Linked DNA regions of Homo sapiens: region 1 is linked to region 2. Evidence: read pairs that join two places in POLR2A ChIA-PET (ENCODE). Cell type or tissue: B cell. All regions are shown on one strand. Region 1 overlaps SLC26A4 (solute carrier family 26 member 4). Region 2 overlaps PIK3CG (phosphatidylinositol-4,5-bisphosphate 3-kinase catalytic subunit gamma).

Region 1 (8,000 bases), 800 kb after region 2:
ACACTTGTAGTCTCAGCTACTTGGGAGGCTGAGGTGGGAAGATCTCCTGAGCCCTGGAGGTTGAGGCTGCAGTGAGCTGTGATCGCCCCACTGCACTCCACCCTGGGTGACAGAGCAAGAACCTGTTTCAAGCAAAAACAAAATCAAAACAAAACAAAACTTGAGTCTGGGAGCACCCACATTTCTTTCTTTCTTTCTTTTTTTTTTTTTTTTTGAGACAGAGTCTTACTCTGTCACCCAGGCTGGAGTGCAGTGGCATGATATTGGCTCACCACAACCTCCACCTCCCGGGTTCAAGCGATTCTCCTGCCTCAGCCTCCTGAGTAGCTGGGATTACAGGCGCCCGCCACCACACCCAGCTAATTTTTGTATATTTAGTAGAGACAGGGTTTCACCATTTGGGCCAGGCTGGTCTTGAACTCCTGACCTTGTGATCCACCCACATCGGCCTCCCAAAGTGCTGGGATTACAGGCGTGAGCCACCGCGCCCGGCCTGGGAGCACCCACATTTCTCTATGCATACTTTGGGAGCCATTGAAAACATTTGGTTGCTTCTGTCAGAAATACTATTGTACTTAAAAACATTAATGAAAACAAAGTGGTCTAATGAAGTAAAGGCTGCTCTGGAATGTAACAGACTTGATTTCTAGCCTCAGCTTTGTCTCTAACAGGTAAGTGACCCTGGATACATCATGTAGGGTGCTAATTGAAAGCTCAGTTTTAGAACTGGATGGACCTTGATTCATATTCTGGCTCTACTGTCTACTAGCCATGTGAGCCAATCACCATGCCTCAGTTTCCTTCTCTGCAAAATTGGGTTAGTAATAGTATATGCCTCATTGGATTGTTAAATAAGAATAGATAAGCACTTGGCCCAGGGGCTGGTACATAACAAGTACTCTAAATAAAGGAGTTATTTTGAAATGATTATTTCAAGCCATCTTTTCTTTTTTATTGGTGAAATGAAATGATTGGAGATGTATCTCTAAAAGCTTTTTCTAACCATAAGAGTCCGTAAAATGCATAATGTAAATGTCTCAACAATTATAAATGAAAAGGAACATTAGATTCAGAGATGATTCACCATGCAAAAGAAATGCAAAAGCAGGATGTAGATCACACTAATTAGATTTGAAAAAGGTTTTGGATCTAAAAATGTGTTCTACATAAAGCATGTTATTGATGCTTGAAAAATGGTGATAATAGTAACATGATGTCATCCTAGCTTGGGGGGAATGATACCATACAAAAATAACGTGTCAACATTAAGAATGGAGTTTGAGTCTTTAAAGACCCACCTATTAGCTTCTAAAACAATGTAAGGCCATGTACACATATCTAAGAATTGGTGAGTATGTCAATAATTGCTCAATTTTATAACGGTGCCATAATCCCATACTATTACACTCCATCCATTCAACAAATATTACCAAGTGCTTACTACAGGCCAGGTACTATGCTAAGCAGTGAGAATAGACAGAGGAGGCAGAATAACATAGTGAATAAGATCATGAGGCCAGGTGTGGTGGCTCATGCCTGTAATCCCAGCAGTTTGGGAGACTGACACAGGTGGATCACTTGATCCCATGAGTTCAAGATCAGCTTGGGCAACATGACAAAACCTTGTCCCTACTAATAATACAAAAATAATTAGACATGCATTGTGGCACGCACCTGTAGTCCCAGCTACTTGGGAGGCTGAGGTGAGAGGATCACCTGAGCTCAGGAAGTTGAGGCTGCAGTGAGCCGAGATCATGCCACTGCCTTCCAGCCTGGGTGATGGGAGTGAGACCCTGTCTCAAACAACAATAACAGCAACAACAAACAAAAAACCAAAAACAAACAAAAAAGATCATGGACTTTGAACTTCAACAGACTTGAGTTGGCATCTTGGTTCTCCACCCACTACCCATGATGTTTATACTCAACTTCCCTAAGCCTCAGTGTCCTCAATTGTAAAATGGGAGTAGTAATAGTAGCTACCTCTTAGAGCAGTGAGGATTGAAAAAGAAAATACGTGTAAGGCACTTAGCACAATATCTGTCACATAGTAAGAATTGAGTTTATTATTATTATTATCACAGATGAATAGACCTCATGAAGCTCGCCGTTCATTTCCTCGGGACCCAGCCTATTAGGAAACATTAGCAAAAGTTTTTGATTCAGCATTATATGGGTCATTCTTGATATGTTTTTTCCTGTCAAATCCTCAGTTTTCTATTAAAAAAGAATTTTTTTTTTTTTTTGAGACAGGGTCTTGCCCCATTGCCTGGGCTGGAGTACAGTAGCACAGTCATAGCTCACTGCGACCTCCATCTCCCTGTGTCAAGCGATTCTTCCCCCTCAGCCTCATGAGTAGCTGGAACTACAGGTGTGCACCACCACACCTGGCTAATTTTCTTTTTCTTTGTTGAATTTTAGTAGAGGCAATGTCTTGCTATGTTGCCCAGGTTAGTCTCGAACTCCTGAGTTCAAGTGATCCTCTCACTTTGGCCTCCCAAAGTTCTGGGATTAAAGGAGTGAGCCACCATGTCCAGCCCATATTTTAAAATTAAAATTAAAATTTTAAGATTTTATTTTGGTAGAGACAGGGGTTTTGCAATGTCGCCCAGGCTGGTCTTGAACCCCTGGCCTCAAGCAGTCATCTTACTGCATGCCTCCTAATGTGTTGGGATTATAGGTGTGGGCCACTGCACCTGGCCAATCCTTAGTTCTTTTTGAGACCTCTGACTGCCTTATTTTGACAGGCTCTGTAACTTTTGCAGCTCCTGGCACATCTTGCTTTTACTTACTTTTACATTTTCTCCATCAAATGTTCACTCATTTATTCCTTCATTCTCATTCATTCAGTTTATCTACTCAATAAACACATATTGAATACTTACCATGTGCCAGGCACTGTTCACTCCCTATACAAACCCAGTGACTCATTAACCTACCAAGACATCTCTTACTGAGTATTCTCACCTCACTGGGCAAACATTGCTAGGCCTTCATCTACACAGATCGCAGGAGGTCCAAACTAATTGTTGACCTGGGTCCATGGCCATTTCAGGACCCCTGCAGAACAGGAGAAATAGTTCTTCTGGTCTCATAGGATTATGTTTAAGAAGAAACTTTCTGCAAATGATTTCACTTTGACAGGGACAAAAGTGAGCAGGAAACACTAGACCAAGGTCAAAAATAGTTTTTAAACCAAGTGCAGTCATTATGTAACTTACTTCCTGTTGAATATTTTTCTTGAAATCTCAGTTTAGCATACAGCATAGAATTTTGCAAGAAACTCCTCACAGGCCACCCAAGTTGGAAAAGGTATTTCAGTCATCCCTATATGGTGGTGAATATAAGTTTGCTCTTCTGAAAAAAAAAAAAAATCAGCAGGTCTGAAAACGATTGCATAGGGTTAAATGAGCCGCTTAGTCTCTGAACAGAGAATTTTGCTTATGACATTACCATTGCAATTATACATGAAAGAATCCTTCAATAAATGCAGAGTAGTAGAGGATTCTCCCAGAAAAGACTGTAAGATTGTTGTAAAATACTTTACCTGGAGTGTTAACTTATCTTTGTTCTAAGGTTGCACTTTGGTTTGTCCTGCCCTCTCCCCCAAAAAGGTGCTGACAACTAGAAGTAACAAATGCAAAGAAATAGGGGAGAAAATATTAGAAGAAAAAGAAATCAGTTAATTTACAAATGTCAGAGATACTGGATGTAGGAGGCAGAAGGGAGAATGACAGGGTATTGGCAGCAATTTAGAATTAGTCAATACCCTTGATGCTACCATGTAGCTACTCAGTTATCTAAGTAAATCCCAGTCCACTTAGGGGTTGATTTCCCACCACTCAATTTGAATGGTTTGTCTCAGTAGACAAGGGTGAGAGCTTTGAAAGCCACCACTAAGCTTGATTAGATTTGTTACTTTGTACCTATTTCAGTATGTAAAATTTATACATTGTATTAAAGTAACACTTTAAGGATTGATCTATACATGTATACACAAAAGATATGGAAGGAAATGCCTGACAGCAAAAGGTGGTCGTGAAGCATTTGTGATATTCGTAGAGATAAAATAAACAAAAATAAATTCAGTTCCAATAGTAAACTGATCAATTTTCTCATACACATTATTGGGCATAATTTTTTCTTACGGTTTCATAAACACAGGTAATCCTGGGCAAGAACAAAGAAATTATCTAAATGAAATTGTCCTAAAATTTTCCAAACACAGCAGGAAATATAATAAAATATTATCTATTACCAAAAAGTTCATTATCATAATTTGAATTATTTGGAATACTAAGCTAAAATACAGAATTATATGTGTATCCATACTATTAACATACTTTATGGTATTTTAACAGTAAACTAAATTAGAAGTACTGTTCAGTGTTTTTGTAGAGTCTAATTTCTATGTCGTTAAATATAATCTTATATTATTATATAATATAATCTTATATTATTATATAATCTTATATTATTATATTATATAATCTTATATTATATAATCTTATCTTATATAATCTTATATTATATGCTCTTATATAATATAATCTTATTATATAATCTTATCTTATATAATATAATCTTATTATATAATATAATCTTATTATATAATATAATCTTATCTTATTATATAATATAATCTTATTATATAATATAATCTTATCTTATTATATAATATAATCTTATTATATAATATATTCTTATCTTATTATATAATCTTATCTTATTATATAATATAATCTTATCTTATTATATAATATAATCTTATCTTATTATATAATATAATCTTATCTTATTATATAATATAATCTTATCTTATTATATAATATAATCTTATAATATAATCTTAACTTATTATATAATATAATCTTATTATATAATCTTATCTTATTATATAATATAATCTTATCTTATTATATAATATAATCTTATATTATTATATAATCTTATCTTATTATATAATGTTATATTATTATATAATCTTATCTTATTATATAATGTTATATTATTATATAATCTTATCTTATTATATAATCTTATATTATTATATAAGTATAATCTTTTATTATATTATTACATAATATATAAGTATAATCTTATATTATTATATAATATTATTATTATACAATAATAATGTAAACTGACTATTGCAGTTTACATGGTGAGTTTTATTTCTGCACAGATTAAACTTTCTATCATAGAGCTCTTCTTAAAAGATTCTGAATGACTACTCAATATGTAGGCAACTTATTTACATACTCAGATACCTTGCATGATGCAATTCTGTAATATAAACTGATTTTGGTTTTTGAACCTCGTGTTACATTTCTAATCCACCAGACATACTTTTTATTCAAAGGTCTAATTGATTCTCATGGATTAAACTGGAATCCTGTAGTGATTATTTTTGTAAGGTAAAAATGTTTGTGTGATTGGGATAATGATTCCAAATGTTTTGTTTTTCAAGTTTTAATTTTTGCATCTTGAGTTGAAAAGTACACCTTTAATGAATAGACAATTCATCAAAATGTTATACCTAGCTCCTGAATTAATTAGGGTCATTCATCAGAAAACTGATTATGTAAAGGACCAAACAGCAATGATAACCTTCAAGCCTCTGGGATAGGTAGGGCTGTTTGCTCCTGTGCTAAATGCCCTAAGTTCTTGTTATCGTGTCTGCTGGTGGTAGTTATCCCATTTTCTTTTTCACTCTGCTGTCCCTGGCATCATCTTGTTTCTGTCAGTGTAAATGCCTTTAGCAATTTTCAGTGACTCTGAAAACCAGACAAAGTGAATTTGTTAGTACTGGATTTCAAGAAAGAGCAAAAGTACCCTCTGAGTGAAAGTTCAAGAGTCTTCCTACAAGTTAAATGCCTGAACTCTAGTCCAAGTGTTTGGTGGGAGGTATTTTGCATGCATAATAGCTTCTCCCCCATTTCCTTACTCTTCTTGAATGTGTTCCAGAGAGCTGAGGTTGCTGGCAAAGTGACTCCTAGATTACTTAAGGTTCATTAAGTACTTAAAGTTCATTAAGCTCATACATAATTGTCACCAGATTATCATTATAATTATTTTAAAAGTAGTTTATCTGTGAAAATAAGTAAAATACATTTTATAAATGTTATAAACTATAAGATGCTCCATTATTTTATCTTCCTATAAAATATGTCTATAAAAAAGCTCATTTAAAGAAAAGTTACCTTCACTGTGAGATTGTCTCAAAGAAATGTCTCAAAGATACCTTCTTAAATCCTGCCTTCTACAGGACTGAAGTTAATATAACAAAGATATTAGTGTTCTTCCTTGGGATTCTTCCTTGCTAATTTCCTTGAAAACACCCTTGATTCCCAGAAGTCTCCTATTTACAAAACAAAACTAGTTTTTCTTGAATTGATTCATCTGTCTACTTAAAGATTTTTTTTGGCCAGTTGTGGTAGCTCATGCCTGTAACCCCAACACTTTGAGAGGTTGGGCAGGAGGATTTCTTGAGGCCAGGAGTTCAAGACCAGTCTGGGCAACAAAGTGAGACACCATCCCCTGCCCCCACCTCCTCCCGCCCCAATCTCTACAAAAAATAAAATAGCCTATTTATTGTACTCTCTACAATAAATAAAATAAATATAGATGCCTGCCTGTAGCTCCAGCTACTCTGGAGGGTGATGTGGAAGGATTGCTTGAGCTCAGGAGTTCGAGGCCACTGTACTCCAGCCTGGGCAAGAGAGCTAAAAAAAAAAAAAAAAAAAAAAAAAATTTTTTTTATGTTATCTTAGTTCAAGTTTGAGAAATAAAATTAAGTACCAAATTTATTCCCAAAAATGTATGCTTGTCAGGAGATATACCTAATGTTAAATGACGAGTTAATGGGTGCAGTACACCAACATGGCACACGTATACATATGTAACAAACCTGCACGTTGTGCACATGTACCCTAAAACTTAAAGTATAATTTAAAAACAAAAAACAGAAAAAAACTACAGATTCAATTCAGCTTTAGGAATTAAAAAAAAGATTTGATGTAATTATATCATTATAAAATCAAATTTTTTAAATAAAACATGAAATTGTTTTAATTTAAAAAAAAGTATGCTTGGCCTATATGTCAATTCAATAGCTTTTCTTTGCCAGAAAGAATGAAGTCAGTCTACCTGTATCCACATATGAAGTATTTTAGGATTTTTTGTAATTTTTTGTTATTATCTATATCATTCAGGTTTAGGAAAGAACTTTACCTAAAATACTGGCTAATTGTGCCCCAAAAAAAAGAAAGCTAGAAAGAAAGAACACACACACACACACATACACACATATACACACACAAAAAAAACAACCAACTGATCAACTGGGAGTTTCAGGTTTATCAGCCTTTAGTCTCAATGCTGTATCACTGTAGTAAAAATCAGGCTACTTGATAGCACCTAGAAACCCATTTTAAAATATAAACTTGTAAAGCATTTCTGTAAGTAAAAGTTAGTATGTTTATAATGACATTTTTTCTTTTAAGACATCTTTATTATTATCATAAAAAATACAGAGAAGCAAAAATAAGAATGTAGAAATCACCCAGTTTTTCCTTTCCAAGTAAACAATCATAAAAAACTTGGTGTATATATATATTGCAGCAATTGTATGTATGTAATGGTCTCTGTATCAACCAACACATTTTTATCATTTTACTGAAACTTTTGAGTGTTGTTTGATGCTGATATCATGGTTTTTCATGTGGGAAGATTCATATGAGAATTGATTGTGTGTGTGTGCGTGTGTGTGTGCTCGTGTGCGTGTAGCAGCAGGAAGTATATAAAATTATTTTCTTTTTATAGACGCTGGTTGAGATTTTTCAAAATATTGGTGATACCAATCTTGCTGATTTCACTGCTGGATTGCTCACCATTGTCGTCTGTATGGCAGTTAAGGAATTAAATGATCGGTTTAGACACAAAATCCCAGTCCCTATTCCTATAGAAGTAATTGTGGTAAGTAGAATATGTAGTTAGAA
Region 2 (8,000 bases):
CTTAACAGACTTAATAGATGAAATAATTTTTAACTATTCACCTACATATTTACCATTTTTGGTACTCTTTATTGCCTTATATCGGTCCACATTTCCTTGAGCTTCTAACATCTTTTCTACTGCAAGTTTGCTGACAATAAATTCTTTCAGCTTTTGTTTATCTGAAACACTTTTTATTCTGCTTTCATTTTTGAAAAATATTTTCCCTGAATATGGAATTCTAGATTGACTGGTTTTTTTCTTGCAGTAACATTTTTTTCTGGCTTGCATATTTTCTGATGATGAGTCTTATCTTTGATTGTGTCTGCATAATACGTCTTTTTCCCCAGGCTGTTTTTAAGATTCTTTTTTATTTCTGGTTTTCAGCAATTTGATTATGATGTACCCTGGTATGGGTTTCCTTTGTGTTTAGGCTGCTGGAGTCTATGGAGCTCCTTGAATTTGTGAGTTTATAGTCTATCAAATTTGGAAATTTTTCAACCAATTTTTTATGTTGCCTCTTTTCTCTCCTCTCTGAGACTTCAGTTACAGTAATTTAGACTGCTGGACTCTGGGCTCAGTCTGGATTTCCTTCCTCTGTGCTGTAGCCTAGAAACAGCCCCCAGGCAGTAATCTGGGGCAATTACAGGGCTCACTTCATTTGTCTTCCTTTTCTTGGGGATCACGGACCTACACTGCCTGTTCAATGTCTGAAAAGAGTTTTATATATTTTGCATAGTTTTCTAGTTGTTTATGGCAGGACGGCAACTCCCGTAGCAGCGAAGCCACATGAGAAGATGAGGAAGTTCTTCCCCTGAATGTTTAATTTTATATACAATTACCAGCAAACTGGCCCTATAGTAAAAGCACACACTATCCACTGTCCATTATTTAAAGATTGGTAGGAATTATGACATATTAATACAGTTTCAAATTGTGTTTGCTTCTTTAAATGACTACATCACAATTTTGATCTGTGGTGAACTCACCTTTGCCTGAAACACCTACCTTTTTTATGTTTAAGTGAGTAACTGCCAAGCCACATTTCCCCTGCCTTGAATTTATTTAGATGTATGAGGTTTAGGGGGAGGGCGTGTTGTACCTAAATGCCAGATTTTCCATTTATTTCTGTTAAATTTCATCTGCTTAGATGTAGCCTATTGCATCTGATTCTGCAATAATAGTTTTTTTGACATTGTGGTAGCATTAGAATTCTTTTTTCAAATTAAATCTCAGAAGGCGGACAAATATAATAGCCAGGTTGCTGTCTATTAAAGAGGATGTGGGAGTGTCAGAGCTCTGTGTGCGTGGGGAGGGTGAGATCTGCCATACCTCTTAGGCACTTCCAAAGACTCTTGTGGTTCTTTGGAGCACAGTTTGAGAGGCACTGGTTTAAGAGTTGTGAATTCGCTCTCACATGGCATTTCCAGATTTGCTCAAAACAACTTCTGTATTTTTACCCAAATATTGAAAATCATTCTCCAACTAGGACTTTGTCCTTGTTGTTTATAGTGATGTTTTGCAAGAGAATTTGTGTCTCCACCATGTATATTCGTTATTCATTGTGTGTGGGGAATATGTGACTGCTTCCTTACAGATTGAAAAATGTAAAGTAATGGCCTCCAAGAAAAAACCACTATGGCTTGAGTTTAAATGTGCCGATCCTACAGCCCTATCAAATGAAACAATTGGAATTATCTTTAAACATGGTGATGATCTGCGCCAAGACATGCTTATTTTACAGGTATGCTAATTTTAAGATTGTTTTCAATTATCTGAAAACAATTCTATATTACATCAAAAACATGCTTTCTCCTACTGGCTCTATTCCCACTCTCTTCTTTCAAGTGATGAATTGTGATCAAATATTACATCATAGAGAGTTTTCACTTGGGGAATTTGGCTGCAGACTATTAGATATGCAATCTAATGAGCATTATGGTTCTGTCCAAGTTGCATATCTAACACTCCCAAGTAGCCAGATATACCTCCCTCACCTAATGTCTTTTTTATACACCCCATTCTAAGCTTGATAACATAGAAAATAGCCATATTTATCCCCAGCACTCACTTCATTCCTGCCCATAGACATGTCTGCACATCTCTAGGCACTCTTTTAGATACATCTCCTCTGATGCACATAAACAAATCAAGCAAATGATTTTATGGGAAGGAGAAAGATGAACAAGTAGGTCACCACAGAAATCCTGCAGGTAAGTGACAAGAGTGAAGTACTGTTAGGGCAGAAGGTGAATGGTCAATATATCAGTGCTAATTATTTTCATATTTTCTAACATTTCTAGATAAACTTTAGCTTCACAAGTCTGTAAAGTAATATTCTCCAGATTCTAGTTGGTCAGTGTTGTAGAGGTAATAATTTCTAATACTTAATATGGTTTATTTGAAGTAGACAAATTACATTGATTTCAAGGTAGCCTATTTAAAACTGGTCATGTTTCCAATTGTAAGTTTCTGTTTTTACTTATTTCTAATATAGAAACAGGAATACCTTTGCTTTGCCTTTGCTTTGCCTTTGCTTTGCTTTCAAGAATGATCTATGTTTTGTCCAGGAGGTATTTTAGAAAAGAAAAAGAGAAATCCTTCAAACTTTTTGCAAGTTTATTAAATTTCAAATAAATCTGTAGAATATTTTGAATTGTTTGAAGATGGACACTTTAAAAACACAAAAATTACCCTGTTGGTCCTCTCATTTTGAGTGAAAGTTTGCCTTTGCCCTTTATGTACTTTGTGGTTTTGTTTTTTTTTAATTTTTTTAAGATGAGGCCTTGCTTTATCGCCCAGGTTGGAATACAGTGGCACGATCACAGCCCACTGCAGCCTCAAACTCCTAGGCTCAAGCAATCCTCCTGCCTTAGCCTCTGAAGTAACTAGGACTATAGGTGTGCACCACCATACCTGGCAAATTATATTTTTTGTAGAGATGGGGTCTTGCCATGTTACCCACGCTGGCCTCAAACTCCTTGGCTCAATGAATCCTCCCACCTCAGCCTCCCACACAACTTTCACAGTCTTCTCCTTTTCTTTCCCTTCCTCATAAGAAAACCAACAGTGTGGACCTGGAAAATAGCTCTCTGGTCAAAAAAAACCTCTCTGCCCTTCACTCAACAAAAACATAGCCTTTCCTTCTCTGGGCCAGGCACTAGCCCACAATCTCCATTAGACTCTTCATCCTTCTATAGGAATGATCAAGATTGTGAAAGACACCATGACAATTGCCAAAATTGCTGGGATTCTAGGCACGAGCCAGTTAATCGCCAAAATTGCTGGGATTCTAGGTGTGAGCCATCATGCCCAGCCTACTTTGTTTATTTGTTGGGGCACATAGTTTGGCAGCTAAGGGCAAGTTATTTAAGCTCTTTAAGGCTTTGTTCCTTCACCTGTAGAATGGGAATAATAATCCTATCCACATTATAGGGCAATGCAAGGATCACACATAAAGCAGCAATCAGTATATATTCGCTATCATTATCATCATTGTAGTTACTGCTGCTTTGGTTATTGCCTTTGATAAATATGTGTAAGGATGTTAGAGTTTTGTGGTAAAATAGACACAAGTAAAGCAGAACATTTGAACAGAGAGGTGATGAACCACAGCTAAAACCCACTCCAAAAGAAATGTATTGGCCAAGCATGGTGGCTCACGCCTGTAATCCCAGCACTTTGAGAGGCCAAGGTGGGCGGATCACTTGAGGTCAGGAGTTTGAGACCAGCCTGGCCAACATGGTGAAACCCCATCTCTACTAAAAATACAAAAAAAATTAGCCGGGCATCATGATGCGCGCCTCTAATCCCAGCTACTCAGGAGGCTGAGGCAGGAGAATCACTTGAACCTGGGAGGTGGAGGTGGCAGTGAGCTAAGATCACACCACTGCACTCCAGGCTGGGCGACAGAGCAAGATTCCATCTACAAAACAAAAACAAAAACAAAACAAAACAAGAAATGTATTTATCCTCTTCCCCAAGGTACATTTCGGAAAACAAAATTAACAAGCTCACAAAGAAGAGAAACTTTAGAGTACCAGATTGACCAATAAACGTACAGTTGTTACTTATATGTTTTACATTTACTCTTATATTTTGTGTTACTAGATATGATTGCTATTTTTAAGGGAGAAGAAAAATATATTAAGTTAATATATATATAATATAAACATTTCTGTGTTTCGATGCCCAGATTCTACGAATCATGGAGTCTATTTGGGAGACTGAATCTTTGGATCTATGCCTCCTGCCATATGGTTGCATTTCAACTGGTGACAAAATAGGTATGTAGTTACCTCAGGAGATGAATAGACCTCTCAGCTCGTTTGAAAAGATTATAATTCCTTCAGTGTAGACATTTAATAACTGAAAAATCATAATCTTAATCTGTATAAAAAGGAAGAAAACATTTCTATGCTGGTGAATGTGACTCTCAATTTAATGTGGATATATTGAAAATACATGAATGCATGATTCAAATCCCTGTGACTATACATGGAAATGATTTTAGTAAGAACTTGTTCCCTCCTCTTTCCTTCTCCATCTCTAAACTTTAACTCATTTCATTACACATTAAACTTTTCTCTCACAAAAAACATTTAAAAATAGATGGAAAGATCTGTCACTTATTTTAGTATTCCAGAATTCACATTATCAAAGCTATTACACACTCTACTATCAGGTATTTTTATAGACATTCAGCATTAGTTTCAGTCAAACATATGTTTATTCAAGTTTCTGATCTGAGAACTCTACAAAACCATTTACATTTAACCCTGTAATTTAAAAAAGGAAAAGGCACAGATTGCCATCTGAGGAAGGATATGCTCAGCATATAAATGCTTTTATTTATTACTATTCAAAACCAGCCCTTTCCTCTTGTCATTCTGGGATATTGAAAACATATCCCACACAACTTCCATATCCTCCTTCTTTCCTTTCTATTCCTCATAAGAAAACCAATAGCATAGACCTGGAAAATAGCTCTCTGGTCAAAAAAAAAAAAAAAAAAAACCCTCTGCCCTTCACTCAACAAAGACATAGCCTTTCCTCCTCTGGGCCAGGTACTGGCCCCCAATCTCCATCAGACTCTGTGCATCCTTCTGTAGGAATGATCGAGATTGTGAAAGACGCCACGACAATTGCCAAAATTCAGCAAAGCACAGTGGGCAACACGGGAGCATTTAAAGATGAAGTCCTGAATCACTGGCTCAAAGAAAAATCCCCTACTGAAGAAAAGGTGAGCTCATGCTTTTTCCCAGTCTAATGGCTCCTTACAAGTTGTCATTTATATAGCAGTAGTGGCTTCAAGTTTTCAGAGAATCTGCCAGTGTCTTGCCTCCTGACATATTAGTGAAGTTTTTTACTTGTGAAATAATGGAGGTTTTAAGTACCCTCCCGTGGTGACAGCATATCTGTGTGAAACAGAGGCACTCAGTTCAGGACTCCATGAGCATTTGCTTCTCTTTTGATTATCAGGCATACTTTGCTTAAAATTTGGTTCTGTAAAATAATCTGTTAGCACTTTTTATGGCTATCTATTTTTGTTGTTCAGCCAAGATATTTAGTTACCATGTATAAACTCTTACGTACCTGGGAAATACAACATACACAACAAAGTAATTTATAATTTACTGCTGAACTCTAATCTAAATGGTAAATCATGGATGCTGAAAATGTCACTTCCACCATTCCTTGGAAGTGCATATGCTCAATCCTTCACAAGCTGTGTTTTAGCTGTTTGGCTGTCGTTTAAAGTTCTGCTGCACAGGATTAGCACTTCTCATTTGCATGGTTAGCAGCCTTTTGGGGAGGAAATATAATGAGTAGCACTTATTAATCTGTTATACATGGGGATCTGTGAACCCAAGCATACTCTTAGTGGTCACAAGCAAAACATGTTCACAAATGAAGGAGAAATTACCATGGGTTCTATATAGTTGTTGGCAAGTGATGCATGGAGAGGAAGTGAACCCTTTGATTAAATTACTGTTGCCCTTTGACTCTTGTTTCTTCCTCATGCCATTGTGATTCACTGAATCTTCACCTAAAATATAAGCAGAGCAATGAGAAAGTTGGCAATTCATAGATATAATGCTAATGAAATCAGGCACAACTAACTTGCTCTCTGAAAATGGTTTCCAGAATATTCTCTTTTTAGAAGTCATTTGTAGATTCATGATGCTTTTTGTAGTTAGAAGACAACTAATATTCAAATGCATTTTAATTAGTTTCAGGCAGCAGTGGAGAGATTTGTTTATTCCTGTGCAGGCTACTGTGTGGCAACCTTTGTTCTTGGAATAGGCGACAGACACAATGACAATATTATGATCACCGAGACAGGTGAGTTTATTTAGTGCAGAATAAACTTTTATTGTGGTAAAATATATATAACATAACATTTACTATTTTAACTCTAATTAACTGTAAGTGTTCAGTTCAGTGGCATTACATATGTTCACCTTGTTGTACAACCATCATCACCATTCATCCCCAGAATTTTTCCATCTTCCCCAGCTGAAACTCTGTACCCATTAAACACTAACTCCCCATGCCTCCCTCCTTTCAGAACGGAGTAGTCTTTAAATGGAGTTTAAGACTGGAGCACATATTTAGAAGTCATTGTGTAGGGACACTGGTGCTTCAGTTACTCTAGAGCAGTGGCCCCCAACCTCTTTGGCACCAAGGACCGGCTTCTTGGAAGACACCTTTTCCACGGACAGGGGTGGGGGAGCAAGGATGGTTTCAGGATCATTCAAGAGCATTACGTTTATTGCACACTTTTTTTTCAACTCACTTGCCACTATAAAGCCTGCCACCAGATGCAGCTCAATTTTCACTTGCCACTCACTGAGAGGGTTTTGATATGTAAGGAATTGATTTATTATGGTCTCTGTGCAGTGAAACCTCTCTGCTAATGTTAATCTGTATTTACAGCCACTGCCCAGTGCTAGCATCACCACCTCAGCTCCACCTCAGATCATCAGGCATTAGATTCTCATAAGGGGTGCACAGTCTAGATCTTTCTCGTGCACAGTTCACAATAGGGTTTGTGTTCCTATGAGAATCTAATGCTGCAACTGATCTGACAGGAGGTGGAGCTCAGGCAGTAATTCAGGCAATGGGGAGCAGCTGTAAATACAGATGAAGTTGCTCACTTGCCCATCGCTCACCTCCTGCTGTGTGGCCCAGTTCCTAACAGGCCATGGACCTGTCCATGGCCCAGGGGTTGGGGACCTCTGCTCTAGAGAGACCACCTCACTTGAGGACTAAGGTGTGAGTGAAGGAGGAAGAGGCAGGAAATGAGTCTTAAGAAGGCAAAGTTAGAGGGACCGCTGGAAAACTAGGAGAGGGTCATATCCCAGAAGCTGGCGAAGGTGGGAGTGATCACCAGTGACAGATGTTGCAGAGAAAGAACAGAAAGAACTCATAGATATCCTTAAATCTCCCTAACCCACTCCACTTTAGTGGTTCACTGTCCACTCTGACAGTAGTCAGTAGTGGCCACCAAAGCATGAGATTTTTCTCTATGAATTTGGGCCATTTTAAGAGTAGAGTCTGGAAAAGGCATCAGATGGGGACAGATTGCTTACTTCCTATGAGAATTAAAAGAGATAATATATTTATGGACAATAGAAATGATAAAGGGCTAAACAAATAAGATGATGATTATTGTGGTGGTGATAGTAGTAGTGGTAGAAATTGACCCAAAGGAGACTCAAAATGATTTGCTTCTATCATGCTGCCCAAGTTTCTGAGATCAGATGAGCTTAGATACATTCAGGATGGTATGGCCGTAGATGGCTACTCAAAAGGAAAAGGTGAATAACCCCTGCCCCCAAGCAGAGTGAAACATCAGTCTATCCTGAGTTGCGTAAAGAGCATAAGAGAGTCTTAGGGATAATGATGACATAGTGGCCAGAGAGTTTGATTTATGTTTCTAAGAATAATTTTGAGATGAGAATCTTATAGTGGCATCTGGCTGTCATCTAAAGAACACCAGAAGGATATCAAAAACA

What was found. Peaks named below come from ENCODE experiments on the same cell type or tissue, not always from the same donor. Only the 100,000 strongest peaks of a DNase experiment are listed, where the experiment ranks them.
Region 1: POLR2A ChIA-PET joins it to region 2 with 5 read pairs; 1 of 35 experiments calls an interaction of 5 or more read pairs at or near these places.

The regions. Positions count from the first base shown.
Region 1 is chr7:107,675,378-107,683,377 of GRCh38, forward strand. It overlaps SLC26A4 (solute carrier family 26 member 4), which reads left to right. Exons shown (of 21, transcript NM_000441.2): 7 at 7,825-7,977. Among named protein-coding and RNA genes, the nearest start is that of SLC26A4-AS1, 18 kb to the left of the region's middle. In B cell, no CTCF peak of the experiment used is centred here; a DNase peak (open chromatin) is centred at 3,104; H3K4me3 peaks cover 727 bases; H3K27ac peaks cover 1,812 bases.
Region 2 is chr7:106,877,943-106,885,942 of GRCh38, forward strand. PIK3CG (phosphatidylinositol-4,5-bisphosphate 3-kinase catalytic subunit gamma) reads left to right here. Exons shown (of 11, transcript NM_001282426.2): 6 at 1,577-1,723; 7 at 4,175-4,265; 8 at 5,091-5,221; 9 at 6,213-6,324. Among named protein-coding and RNA genes, the nearest start is that of PIK3CG, 17 kb to the left of the region's middle. In B cell, no CTCF peak of the experiment used is centred here; a DNase peak (open chromatin) is centred at 5,899.